5 separate regions of the Homo sapiens genome follow, and all the other regions are linked to region 1. Evidence: chromatin contacts called from ENCODE Hi-C or POLR2A ChIA-PET data. All regions are on one chromosome and are shown on one strand. Each heading gives the region's core, a stretch centred on a gene start or an enhancer-like site at or near the end of the contact. The rest is flanking DNA. Distances are from core to core; before and after follow the strand shown.

What was found. A loop is a pair of places that touch in the nucleus more often than their neighbours do. ChIA-PET counts read pairs that join two places held with the same protein, here RNA polymerase II (POLR2A). Pooled maps may share reads with other maps.
Region 2: a pooled map shows a loop between it and region 1 (19-fold over the local background). The contact joins the promoter of ALDH6A1 here to the promoter of TTLL5 in region 1. A Hi-C loop is called at or near these places in 1 of 37 single-sample maps with no recorded cell type and 13 of 50 pooled maps. POLR2A ChIA-PET finds 5 or more read pairs at or near these places in 2 of 52 experiments (Panc1 and T-cell).
Region 3: a loop to region 1 is called in a map of CD4-positive, alpha-beta memory T cell, with 36 times the contacts of the local background. The contact joins the promoter of ABCD4 here to the promoter of TTLL5 in region 1. A Hi-C loop is called at or near these places in 1 of 168 maps with a recorded cell type or tissue (CD4-positive, alpha-beta memory T cell) and 9 of 50 pooled maps. POLR2A ChIA-PET finds 5 or more read pairs at or near these places in 1 of 52 experiments (naive thymus-derived CD4-positive, alpha-beta T cell).
Region 4: a map with no recorded cell type shows a loop between it and region 1 (5-fold over the local background). The contact joins the enhancer-like site here to the promoter of TTLL5 in region 1. A Hi-C loop is called at or near these places in 1 of 37 single-sample maps with no recorded cell type. POLR2A ChIA-PET finds 5 or more read pairs at or near these places in 1 of 52 experiments (AG04449).
Region 5: a map of CD8-positive, alpha-beta T cell shows a loop between it and region 1 (9-fold over the local background). The contact joins the promoter of ANGEL1 here to the promoter of TTLL5 in region 1. A Hi-C loop is called at or near these places in 2 of 168 maps with a recorded cell type or tissue (CD8-positive, alpha-beta T cell and naive thymus-derived CD4-positive, alpha-beta T cell), 4 of 37 single-sample maps with no recorded cell type and 13 of 50 pooled maps.

What each region holds. Positions count from the first base shown.
Region 1 is chr14:75,659,948-75,662,513 of GRCh38, reverse strand. TTLL5 (tubulin tyrosine ligase like 5) reads right to left here and starts at 1,268. Exons shown (of 32, transcript NM_015072.5): 1 at 1,127-1,268. It overlaps ERG28 (ergosterol biosynthesis 28 homolog), which reads left to right and starts at 1,638. Exons shown (of 5, transcript NM_007176.4): 1 at 1,638-1,739. RefSeq lists an enhancer at 1,197-1,416 and a silencer at 1,527-1,576.
Region 2 is chr14:74,083,137-74,085,702 of GRCh38, reverse strand. ALDH6A1 (aldehyde dehydrogenase 6 family member A1) reads left to right here and starts at 1,250. Exons shown (of 12, transcript NM_005589.4): 1 at 1,250-1,356. The coding sequence starts at 1,309. LIN52 (lin-52 DREAM MuvB core complex component) reads right to left here and starts at 747. Exons shown (of 6, transcript NM_001024674.3): 1 at 710-747. The coding sequence starts at 728. RefSeq lists an enhancer at 659-838.
Region 3 is chr14:74,301,645-74,304,210 of GRCh38, reverse strand. It overlaps ABCD4 (ATP binding cassette subfamily D member 4), which reads left to right and starts at 1,277. Exons shown (of 19, transcript NM_005050.4): 1 at 1,277-1,336. The coding sequence starts at 1,299. It also overlaps a transcript of VRTN not described here. RefSeq lists an enhancer at 829-1,188 and a silencer at 1,449-1,528.
Region 4 is chr14:76,918,335-76,920,900 of GRCh38, reverse strand. No RefSeq gene overlaps it. Among named protein-coding and RNA genes, the nearest start is that of LINC01629, 40 kb to the left of the region's middle. RefSeq lists a silencer at 1,778-1,928 and enhancers at 2,307-2,366, 1-2,566. Within about 2 kb of position 1,285, at least 35 of the 41 ENCODE cell types and tissues checked have a DNase peak (open chromatin) inside an H3K27ac peak, as active enhancers do.
Region 5 is chr14:76,811,596-76,814,161 of GRCh38, reverse strand. ANGEL1 (angel homolog 1) reads left to right here and starts at 1,280. Exons shown (of 10, transcript NM_015305.4): 1 at 1,280-1,398. The coding sequence starts at 1,335. RefSeq lists a silencer at 1,213-1,642 and enhancers at 1,091-1,664, 1,665-2,239.

The sequences.
Region 1 (2,566 bases), core at 19-2,518:
AAAAAAAAAAAAATACAAAAAATTAGCCGGGTGTGCTGGCTCATGCCTGTAATCCCAGCTACTCGGGAGGCTGAGGGAGGAGAATCGCTTGAACCCGGGAGGCGGAGGTTGCGGTGAGCCAAGATCGCGCCATTGCACTCCAGCCTGGGCAACAAGAGTGAACTCCGTCTCAAAAAAAAAAAAACAACAAAAAACCCCTGCCAACATTTATTTAGACTCTATGACAAGCACGCTGACAAGATGCCATCATGTTTCCAGTAAAATAAATTCAACAATGAACCGAAAGATGAATATATTCTCTTGAATCAAAGGTCCATATAAATAGGTGGGGGAGGGGAGGAATGCCCTTCCACTCTTAAAAATTATTCTTCCTAAAAATCACAAAGTTTGGTACGACTCTCAAATAGACGATGAAATTAGGAAATTTCCAACACTGCATTTCTAACTTAAAATATTTTTTCTAAAGTAAAAAAGTACATGTTCGTTGTGTGTGTCAGAAGAAGAAATAGGAACTACAAATAAAAGAAACATGTTTAAATGACCATAATCCCAAATTACTCAGCGATAATTACTTGCTGTCAATCCTTCTTAACTTTTCCATGCATTCATAAATACGATGAGACTGTAAATAAGACAAAAAAAAAACAGACCCCGATAATGATCAAAGATCTTCGGCGCAATAGGCAATGTCTAACAACTTCAATGGCTTTCTTCAGGGGATTCTCAACGGGATTTCTTGATCTTTCCCAAAATGCTGGGAAGCCCTTTAAGTTTAAACAAACAAAACCTCCAAACGGGAAGGGATGCCAACCTCTCCTAGGCTGCCTGCAGAGCGGGGAGAAACAGGTCTATCGGAAGAAGAGTAGAGATACTCACCTAAGGAGACTCCTCTCCCGAAAGGAATCTGCTTCTCAGCCCCACCCCCAGCTCACCCCAATCCCACGTAGGTCCGCAGATGCTCCCCCCGGGAAGGACGGGACGACCCCGCAGCCGCGATTCAACGCGGCGCGCCCGGAAGCCAACAGCTACTCCCGGGCTCTGAGCGGGAAGTCCTGCTGCAGGCGCCAGCCCGGACCCGGGAATGCTCCTCCCTAGGGTAGGGAAGCGCGCGGGCGCAGGCGTTTACCTGTCTCATCTTCCCATGGTTCGGGGCGAGCAGGCGTGGACCGCGCTCTGCGCCTACCTCCCTCCTCCTTCCCCAGGAAGGCTCAGGGCAGCCGCCGACGGCTGCTTCCCCGGTTACTACAACAACCAACAAGCAACCGCCCGCTCGGAGCCACTGCGCAGGCGCTCATAACGCTCAGCTGCGGACGCGGGCGAATGTCGTCACCGCCGCGCAGCGCGGGCGCAGAGCCCTGCCCTCAGCTGAAGGGAGTCTTCTTTTTTTTTTTTTTTTCCGCTGTTTTTTTCTCCGCCCCTAAGAGGTTGACTCCAAACCCGGAGTTCCGCTAGGTCCAACAGGAGGGCTTACGGCGTGAGCGGCGTACCTGGGGAGAGGCTTAGGCAGCGGCAACCGCTGATTGGCAGTAAAGGGGTTCACTCCCCATCTCCTGCTCGGGCGAAACCGGGACAGCCAATCAGAGAGAGTACTGACGGAAACGGCCCAATCCTGGAGCAGGGCTGAGGGAGGGGGCGGGGACAAATGGCTCAGGTGGACTCCGGGCTGGAGCTGTCCTGGGGGAGCTTGTTTGCGGCAGCGGCTGCTGCTGCCACTGCTGTGCTGGGGGCCCGGTCGCCAGGTAAGGAGAATATGGGGGAGAAGAGGGATGTAGGTGTCTGTGTTGCTTCTGATTGAGAGGATCCGGAGAGTCTGGAAAAATGGAGGTGGGATGGAAGGAAGATAACTGGAAGGCAACCTTTTGGGGGGAAAAGGTTTCGAGAGGCGATGACAAGGGGGAGCTAGGAAGATGGAGAAGGCTTGGTGAATTCAAGGAACGAAGGAATGGATGAGCGAATGAGCAGCCACTATGAGCCTAGCACTGTACAAAGAGCCTTCACTTTTTGTCATATAATTCTTACAATAGCCCTTCGGGTTGATATTTCTATCTCCATTTTGCAGATGAGGAAACCGAGACTGAAAAGTGTAAATGACTTACCCAGGGTCACACAGCTACTAAGTGGTAGGGCCAGGATAAGAATCCCTTTCTCCTGATTAAGTTTTAACAGCACACCTATGCTGGGCTGGGCTTGGCTGGGCTGGGCCAGGGCCAGGACAAAATTTGGAAATAGATGTTGTATACACTCTAAGAGGCCCTTAAGCTTTAGGGAAATTAGGTTGAGAAATTGGCAGAGCAATTCAGAAGTGCTCAGGCTCTGTCCTCATCAGCTATCTGTTGGGATTTCTAACAGATAACACTTCTGTGAAATGGAAGGCATACTTGTGCAGAAAAGTGGAGAGGTGCATCCATGCAGCTTTTCTAAACCCCGGAGGAGTCTCCTCTTGAGAGAGAGTGAGAAAATAAAGAGGATGGGTGGATCTTGGCCCAAATGATAATGGCCTGTGATGTCCAGTAGACCCTCAGTCTCTCTGATCTTCGACAGAGACCACCTTTGTGATCCAGCTCTC
Region 2 (2,566 bases), core at 1-2,500, 1.6 Mb after region 1:
ACTTGAAATGACTTGCATTTTACACAATATATAAACAGAAATCGTTAATTCACTCAGCCTTAAGAAACAACACGTAAAGCAGATGGAAGACAGGTTGCGACCTGTGCAAGACGACACTTAAAAGCTCAATACTGATTCTCCTCGCGACTCTCAGGGCGAGGGGCCGAGAACGTCCCCCGCTTCTCTTGCTGCCACGGCAATGGTCCCAAACTGAGGAGACAGGAGAGAGATCATGTTTCTCTTGCGGTTCAGTATCGAGATGAGGTCAGCCAGCAGCCCTGCGAGGGTTTGTGAGAATCATTCCATCCGTGCGCTCAATCAGAAGAGAACTGATCCTTTCAATGGGTACCCCAAGGAAAAAACTACAGTAAGCCACGTCCTCCAGAAACATCTCCTCCTCGACCCTCAGCCTCGCCCAAATAGAGATAAGGAAGGCACAGGGCGACCCCCCTGTCCTTTTACCCAGAATGAGTCCCTCCCTAGTGCCCTCCTCCACACGCCTGGTACAGAGCGGGGAAACTGGGCACCTCCGGAGCTGCTGTGAAGAACCGGTGAGCTGAAGACGGCGATGGATCTCAAGAAAAAAAATAAAAGGGAAAGGAGAAGAGCCCAAGAAAGAAATGTATGTTCGAGGGGCAGAGACAGAGTGGATGTTCCCAGTAGAGCAAAGAAGGAGGCTGCAGGCAAAGATCTCTAAGCCGGCTCTTACCGTCTGTGGGAGACGCCATCTTCCAACCCATGTCACGTGACGTGGCCAACCGTCGGCGGGAAAACGAGGTTCCATAAGCCACGCCCCCAAAGAGAAACCCTATCCCCAACTCGCAGCCCAGTCTCATTCCCTCGCCTCATAGGGCAATCTTTGCCTAGCCCCGCCCCTAAGTATAGCCACGCCCCTTACGCGGATGTTGAGGTGGAGCGACTGCAAAATTCTTGAAGGGTCTTATTTACTTTTTTCAGTGGGGGGGTGGGGCCTCGGTTCCGCCCTTGGCCAATCGGAGTTCCAGGTTAGGGGGGCGTCTTCCCCGTGTGCTCGGTAGGGAGTGTCCAAGTCAGGGGCGTCTTCTCTACCTCCGCCTACGTCATTGGCTGAGGTGGCAGAGGGCGAGAGCATTTTCGCTCCTAACCAATCACTTATCCCCAGGACGGGGGTGTGAGGAGAGGAATCAGGTGTTCGGACCAGTGATTGGCTGGAGAAAATAGTCCTCCCCACCAATGAGGAAGCCTGGCAGGATGGAGGGCGAGGCCTGGCAGCTGTAGTGCTTCTGGGCAGTAGAGGCGCGGGGTGCGGAGCTAGGGCGGCCGAGAGCCATGGCGGCGCTATTGGCGGCGGCGGCAGTGCGAGCCCGGATCCTGCAGGCGAGTGAGGGTGGTGCCAAGGCACCATGAAGCTAGGAATTGGATCCTTTCCGTCCGCTCCCTGAGCCATCCTCGGGCGGGACCACCTTCTTGGCCCAACCCCTTTTTGGCCAGACCTCCTACCCGACCTGTGCGGCCCTGTCCCATGCCCAGCCCTCACTTCATAACCTCCCTGGTCCCGGATCCAACCCTGGGCTGTTACCCTTGGCCCTCTACCCTTTTACTCCTAAGCCTCCTCTTTTCTGGCTCTCGCCCACTCTCCTTCTCCAGCTCTGCCCGCTCCCTGCTGTCACTCTCTTGCCCTCATCTCTCCATCCGCCCACCGTCTTTCCTTTTTACCTCTGCACCAGCCTTCTCTCTCTCCCCCAGAAACTACTCTTTTTGGTTACTCTGTCCCCTGCCGTGAGCGTCCACTTTGCCATTGCTCCCTTCCCCCACCCTACTTCACTATCCGTGGTGATCTGAGGTAAGGGGGAGGGGGGACGCGAGGGGCGAGGGTCAGTGTATGAACTTTGAATTTCCTTCTAGAGGTGGACTCTAGATTTTCACCAAAGGCAGCCATTTGCTAAGCTATTTTCCCTAAGTGTGGCTCTTTGTATTTTCCATGGACTGGCTGTCCCCTTTCTTGCCAAAACTTTGAGTTAAACTTTTTCTCAGCTAAGTTACAGTTTACATAGATAGGGCACATCTACATAGATAGGGTAGATAAGGGCACACAGTTAAAGCTACCAGTATGTTCCATGTATGTTCAAGGTACCAAACATCTTTAAAACGGGTGATAGAAAGTGGGAGCCAGGTAAGACAAGAAGTCTAAGTTCCCACCCCAAAATCAGCTCTTCTAGTGCTACACACCCTCATCTCTGCACTTGGGGGATTGAGTCCTCTCTGAAGCCAACCTAAGGAGAAATGGTAAAGCTACAGGAGTTGCATGCCTGAGGCCTGTAATCTCCAACTCTGTTTATAGTCTTTCCCCTGTTCATGGCCTACCAAGGATTTAGAGTATGTGGCAAGATTTACCGCAGGCAAGAAACAGTCTGCAAGAAACAACAGTGCCGTTCTTATTCATTACATCCAGTCTGAGAATTTCCTCTATATTGCTGAGCTTTTAGGTAATATTAGTATTCACCAGGTTTCCGTGAGTTCTAGTAAAGAAACTTGGGCAGTTTTAAGATTCTTGGCAGAGTCAGCAAAGATTCATTTTTAAATATGC
Region 3 (2,566 bases), core at 28-2,527, 1.4 Mb after region 1:
CACTCCAGCCTGAGCCACAAGAGCGAAACTCCGTCTAAAACAAAAACAAAAACAAAAAAAGGCCAGGAGCGGTGGCTCACTCTTGTAATCCCAACACTTTGGAAAGCCAAGGCGGGCAGATCACCTGAGGTTAGGAGTTCAAGACCAGCCTGACCAATATGGAGAAACCCTGTCTCTACTAAAAATACTAAATTAGCTGGGCGTGGTGGCACATGCCTGTAATCCTAGCTACTCGGGAGGCTGAGGCAGGAGGATGGCTTCAATCCGGGAGGCTGAGGTTGCCGTGAGCCGATATCGCGCCATTGCACTCTAGCCGGGGCAACAAAAGCAACACTCCGTATCAAAAAAAAAAAAAAAAAAAAAAAAATCTGTAATTGTCAACTGATTGACCTACCCAGCTAGACTGCAACTTTCATAAAGACAAGTGATACATGCATGTTGTAGAGTGTTTGGCTTGCAGTTGAAACTTAATAAGGATTGGAGGAAAGTGAGAAGACACATCCAGATTCAAATTTAGGGACCTGTGGGATCATGCTGTTTGGGTTTTTTTTGAGCCATTTCCCACCTCCCTTTGGGTACTAATCAGTCAACTGATAAGCATTTCATTCATTCAACTATCTATCTTATCTATCGATCATTATCATCTATTTATTTGTTTTTGAGACAGGGTCTCTCTTTGTCGCCCAGGCTGGAGTGCAGTGGCACAGTCACGGCTCACTGCAGCCTTGACCTTCCGGGCCCAAGTGATTCTCCTGCCTCAGCCTCCAGAGTAGCTCGGACCACAGGCGCTCGCCACCATCCCCGGCTAATGCTTTTGTCTTTTGTAAAGGCGGGGTCTTGCCATGTTGCCCAGGCTGGTCTTGAATTCCTGGGCTCAAGCGATCCTCCCGCCTTGGCCTTCCAAAGTGCTGGGATTACAGGAGTAACCCACCGGGCCCGGCTGGAAGCCTAATTTATACTTTTTTAAAGATCATGCTGGCTTCTCTGGGAGAATATGTAAAACATCTATTATACACAGAATCTAAAATACTTGCCATAAAGTAGTTACACTCTCGGATACCTATTGTCAAAAGGGAAGTCTCCCAGAAAATATGGGGGCGCTGTAGCCGCCGGGTCAGCCGAGTCCACTCTCTGGTACTTTTAGAGACGTCGGTCGCTTCCGGGAGAGTCCGCGTCTCCCGCACCTTCCTCTCTATCAAACGCCGTCTCTGTGGTAGCCGGGGCCCCGCCCCTCCTCGGACTCTACCCAGTACTGAACTAGGGGCAGCTGGGCTCCAGAGTCCCTCGGGTCTCAGGTCATGGCGGTCGCGGGGCCCGCGCCCGGAGCTGGCGCCAGGTAAGCAGGGCGGTCGGGGAGGAGGTTTGGGAGCAGGAGTTCCGGGCTGTAGGGAATGGGCTTTCCTGCCCTCCGTGCCTCGTCCGCCGCCCTGGCGCCCCCGTCTCGCCCCCGTGACTTCTGAGAGAAAGAGGAGCTCTCGAAGGGGCGTCCGCCCTCCCGCCGCTCTAGGCCGCTCCGCACCGGCCGCGGCCCCCTCCGTTCTTGGCCGGACTTGTGCCATCTCCTGCGGTGTGGGACCCTCACCCTCGCAACTGGCATTCTTTTTTTGAAAAGAAGAACCTCAGGTGCACAAAATTGAGTTGATCCTTCTCAGTTCTTGACACCCTGTGGGCCAATGCAAGGCTCCTTGTTTATTTTATCACTTCCTCTCTTCGTTCCTATTCCCAGACCCCTTTCACTCCCCTTTTCAGACAGCCACTCTGGTGTGTTATATAAGTGGCTTTACGGTCCACCTTGGGTAAATTTGTGCAAGTGTTACTTTGAAATCTATATAGCGGTTTCGAATTCTTCAATATAATATGCTGTGATTTTTCTTTAAACCTTTTTCCTCAACATTGTGTTTTTGAGTCCATCCATGCTAGTCATCTTGTTTTCACTTCTGAGTGCTTGCATGAGGGGTGCTGTGTGCATAGACTTATTCCCCTAGTGGTGGATAGATTTTTTTCTAGTATTAACACCCCCACAAGCCACACTGTAACGAATATTCTGGCAGTTGTCTCCTTGTGCATATTGTTGCATTTCTCTGGGTATCCACCCCAGAGTTGGGTCCTGGTCATATCTAATTTTGCTGGATTGTTCTTTGGAATGGTCACACTAGTTTATACTTCCCGACGGGCAGTGCATAAAGCTTCCTGTTTCCCGGTATCCCTCCATCGTTCAGTGGCGGCTGGTTTTGTAATGTTTATCAGTCTGGGGGGTGTAAGGTGGTATCCCATCGTGTACATTTTCTTTCTTTCTTTCTTTCTTTCTTTTGAGACGGAGTTTTGCTCTTGTTGCTCGGGCAGGAATGCAGTGGCATGATCTCGGCTCACTGCAACCTCCGCCTCGGGTTCAAGCGATTCTTCTGCCTCAGCCTCCTGAGTAGCTGGGATTACAGACGCGCGCCACCACACCCAGCTAATTTTTTGTATTTTTAGCAAAGATGGGGGGGTTGGCCAGTCTGGTCTTGAACTCCTGACCTCAGGTGATCCACCCGCCTCGGCCTCCCGAAGTGCAGGGATTACACTT
Region 4 (2,566 bases), core at 36-2,535, 1.3 Mb before region 1:
CATGCCCCTCTCCAGCCTGAGCTGCTTCCCTCCCAGCCCAGAGCCCTGGTGAATTCCCCCGTCACCTTCCATCAGGGTTCATGTTAGAGCTCCAGTTTGGAAAAGGACTTCCCCCTCCTCCTCCCCCAACCCCCTGCCCAGATGGCAGTTCCCCTTCCCCAGGGACCAGTGATGCAGCAGCTCGTGTAGCCTGCAGTTGCCATGGTGATAGCCCTCCTTTGGCTTTCCATGGGGTGGGGGATGACAGGGAGGGTGTGAGTGTGGTGAGTGTGTCCCATTTTCCGCTCCAGGTGAGGAGAGCTTATGGAGTGGAATCCTACCCTCCTCGAGTGGGGTCTGCTCCTCCTCCCAGCTGGGACCCAGCCAGCTCAGTGGCATCGCAGCAGCTGGGAAGACTGGAAGACAGACAGGGACACTGGACTGAAGAAAGATGTCCCAGAAGGAGCACTGGAGGTGGGGGGTGGACATGGCCATTGGCACAGTTGCCAAAGGATGGAGGCCGGAACCTGGGGTGGGAGCCAAGGCATCGGGGAGCTGGGAGGAGGGACAGGCTGGAGCCTCAGAGCCTCGGAAGAGACCCGGAAAGGGTGGGCCCCTTATTTCTGCCATCCACCCAAGGAGTCTCCCACTGCGCTTCCCCAGTCAAGAGAAGGCCCCTCTGCTCTTCCAACATGATCTGTAATTTCCGGCAGACATTTGAGGCCCCTGACATCTGCATAATGTGGGCCAGTCTCTTAGCAACGGGGAACAGCTGTCTGGCATTTCCAAGATTAAACTGTAACTATACGCGGTCCTTGCCAGGGGGAGGGGGTGGGGGAAGGGGATAAACACTGCCTCCTGGCATTTTCAAACTCATTTAGCTTTTATTCATTTCCTGCCTCCAGTAAAGAGGCCAGGGATTCGGGCTGGGCTGTTACTGCCCCTGCCACCGCCGCCTGCCACGCCGCTGCCACCACCTCCGCTGCTGAGGTTGCAGATGGCTCTTCCCCCAGATCTGTTTGCATGCGGGTGGGGGAGAGATAGGAGACAGCACTCGCTCTTTTTTTGTTGTTTTTATTTTATTTTATTTTTTGTAAGTGCTGCGATCCTGGCATACTGTGTAGCTGCAGCCCAGGAAGAAAAGCCAGTGTGGCCCATCAGTTAAAGCCTCCAAGTCAGCTCGAAGCTGGATTAATTCCATCAAGCTCCGTGGCTAAAAGCTAGCTGCGTGACCTTGTGCCAAATTCCTTCACCTGCCCACACCTTCACCTCCCTGTCTGTATAAGGACATAATTCTACCCTGAGGTGGCTCTGAAGACTGTGTATGCACTCAGGCAATGGATTCATGATTAATAATTGTGGTTCTCTGCTCCTTTGGTCACCTTCCAGCCGCCATCCTCTGCTAGTGACCTCGGGCTCTGCTACTGGGGCAGAGAGACACAGGCCATTTCTCTGGGAGCTGCCACCTTGAACTCCGGTTCCCTGGGGCCCCAGGCGATGACATTTTTGCCCTGCAGTACTTAACCAGGGCTCAGCAAGCCCTAGCAGGGCCCTCTCTGTGGCTGGCCAGAGGTGTCCTCATCCCCTGGCCTGCTTGGGCCAGGCAGCTCCTGTTTCCCAATTGCTCTGCCAGCTCCTGCCACTTGGCTACAGCGCCTGAACTCGTGAACACGGTGTTTTGGTTTTGCAGCAAGAAGGAAAAATAAAAGGGCGGGTGTGGGGCCCGGACAGGAGGGTGAGAGGGAGAGAGAGGAGGAGGGAAAAACCCTCCAGCCGCCTGTGCTGGCCAGTTCCAGGAATGTGTTCTCGGACATCAGTGCCAAAGCAGTGACCCAGGCGTGGCGGCCAGGCCGGGTCTGGAGGCCTTCCCAGGAGAAGGGAGAGGCCGGCTCAGGCTCCAGGGCTGAGGCTGCCTCGCCTCCCGCCTCCCCCACGACGCCTCTGCTGACTCATCGCTGCCCCAGCTGGCAGGAGCCTTTTCTGGGGATGGCTGTTGCTAAGATTCCTTGGAGATGACTGATTGCTTCTCCTTGAGCTTTGTGAAAACATGTTTGTAGACTGCACGCAAACACACGCATGCACTCCTGGGGGCTTACACGCCTGGCCTGGACACCTGTGCATGCACGTTTATGTGTCCAAATGTGTGTGCACATGGAAGACCAGAACATGCTTCCTGTTCCCATCACCTCCGAGCGCACGTGTATGGACCAGTACACTCCCTACTCCACCCAAAAAGGGGCTGAGACACGCCAGGCTTTCCTGGCAGTAGGGGAAGCTGCCACTGTACGGGCCGCTCTCATCTGAAGGAGTTTCAGGTTGCCTTGAAACATTCTTGGCCTCTGTCCCTCCTGCCTTCTCTGGGTTTTTGGTTTGCTTCATTCTGCTGTAATGATCTAATCTTCCCTTCTCCCCAGGCCTGCCAGGTTTTTGATGTCTGGTGTTTCAGGCACTCAACTGGGAGCTGCTTGAGATCAGGCTGCCTGGCTTGGAAATGACTTGCCAAAGAGGCTCCAGGGAGTCTCAGTGCCTCTGTATCCCCCCCTCCCGCCAGGGGAGGGAGGGGACCAGCAATAGCATTCATGGAGGG
Region 5 (2,566 bases), core at 31-2,530, 1.2 Mb before region 1:
TATGCTTTGTTCAACCAGTCAGTAAAGGCTTATGTGGTGGCTAGTAGTGCTAGCGAATGCAGATTCGGCCGCTTGCAAAACCAACGAGCAAGGTCGTGGTATGGTAGAAGGAGACTGACTTTATTATAAACCAAAGCTAGCAGTGGGGAAAAACGATCCAGGCTTTTGCTTTAATGGAGCTGCTTCACATTTCCAAGCAAAATGCGAGGCTTTAAGAAGTTTTGGCATGGAGGGTATGCAAGGGGTGAGGCAGTGCAGGTCTTCATGACGAGTTCTGATGACTTGTCTTGAGTTACTGCCCATCTGGTGAATGGGCTGGCATCATCTCGGGCTGGGCTGAGTTATAAATTAACTGTAGCCTTGAATCAATCTCCTGGTGGAGATTTCCACAGATGCCTATATTGTTTCAAGATTTAGTCTCTGGAACTTTTAAGCGAACATACAATTAGATATGCTAACAGTGTGTATGGGGGGTGCTGGGGTGTCGGGGGGTGCCTAGTGGTTAACTGAACAAAAATAAAGAAATAGAAGTATATAACAAGAATATAACTTCCAAGCTGGGTACTTGGTTACAATAGGTGCTTGGATTGTATTAGAGATACCTCAAAGTGAGCAAACAACCAGCCAGAACTGGTCCCTGGCCTTGTGGAAGTTTCTCTCTTCTGTCTCTCTCCTCTCTCCCTTCTCTCTCTCCTCTCTTTGTCCTCTCTCCTTTCTTTCTTGACTTCCTTACCAATGGGAAACCCTGTTTTTCTAGATTAGGGAAAAGAAGGCCCGTTTAGAAAGTAGGGAAGGAGACAAAGTCTTACTTCCTGAAGCAAGGTAGGACTCAATTTGTGACCTAGAATCTGAGACAGGGAAGTAGAGGCAGGAAAACGGGGGAAATGGGGGAATAACTCGCTTCCTTTCTGGGTCGAGAAGGGCTAGAAGTCAAGGTTCAGTGGAGCCTTAGAGAAAGTCCAGCTCTTCATTTTACAGGTGAGGAAACTGAGGGGCGGAGAGGCTATAGTGTGGTAACAAGGTGGACACCTAGTCAGCTGCAGAAGTGGGAATAAACTGTGGCCTTTGAATAACACTATGGGGCCTCCAGTGAGGCGCTCAATTTTAATTCGGGACGCCTGGGTGGCAGCCGGGTGCTAGGGGTGGCTAGTTGCCATGGGAACCGGCTCCTCCCACTTCCTGCGTGCGCACCCGTAGACCTGCGCTCCCAATAAAGTTGTTGTTGAAGCGCGGCGGCGGCACCACGTGGGCCGGACCGGGCCGGGGGCGGGGCCGAGCTGAGGGAGGACCTGCTGGCTGCAGTGAGGAGCGGAGGCGGGCGCGGGCGGCCGGCCATGATCGCGTCGTGCTTGTGTTACCTGCTGCTGCCGGCCACGCGCCTCTTCCGCGCCCTCTCAGGTACCGGCCAGGCGTACCGACAGACAGGAGCCCGGCCAGGGCTCGCCTCTGCGGGGCTCCGCGGGCCTGGGGCGGCGTGCGGTTGGCCGGGCCTCACGACTACCGTGCCCCGGGCAGTGCCGAGGTGTAGGGAGGCGGTCCTGAGCCCCTGCCCCGCGGGCCCCTCCTGACCCCACGAGGCCTGGACCTGGCCGACGTCCCTCGTGGGCGGCCCCTCCTCCCGCCTGTTGTCAGATGGCGTCCGGCCGCGGTTAAGGTGGAGAGGAGCTGTGGACGGGCAGGGCCCTTTCCTGGCCCTGGGGGTGCAGAGAAATTGTGGGGTCGGCCAAGTCAGCACCCCGGCGGGTCGGGAAGGGGTAGTAGCTCGGACCTAGGCGAGTGCCCAAATTCTCAGCGGGCGAGGCGGGTCGGCTCTGGGAGGTTTATGGCCGAAGTACTGGACGCACCGATCTTCCCCAGGTTAACTTCACACTCGCCTTTCACTGCCACCTGGCAGCTCTCGCTCACCGGTGTCTTTGGTTGAAAAACGGACGTTCAATCAGAGACACATTTAGATCTCAGCTTTGGAGCATTCCTGCCCCCACTCCCGGCGGTTTAGAGGGAGATGTGCTGGGGTGGGGGCAATGCCCAGTCGATACCTCAAAGAGGGGGTGTTTATTTCGTTATTGTTTCATAATTTGTCTGCATTCTCTATTTCTGGGCTTTGAAATTACGGAGGGTTTTATGCGACCATCAGTTTCTGAGATCCCATGGAACTCGCAGACTTTTTGCCTTTAATTTATGGGACAGGACCAAGAAGTACTTAGGAATGAGGGCTCCAATTGTATATTCTGTGGTTTTCCTTTGTGGAACTTTACACAATTGGTACGCAATGTGTGTGTCATTGATAATATATATTTCATATAGAAATATTTTAAATTTTACTGTGTATCTGCCATTAGAATGCAAACTTCAGGAGCGCAGGGCCACGTCCATTTTGTTCGCTGTATCTCTGGTGTTAACACATTGCTTGGTATACAGTAGGCACTCAGTGAATTCAGGAATGTCTTGTGTGTCCATACTTCTGAGGAATGTGGGAAACTCCACAGAAGTAATTGTTTCCAGAGAACTAAACATATTCTTTTAACTATGTTGCTGTTTTTCCTGGAGCTCTTCTAATGCCTTAGTG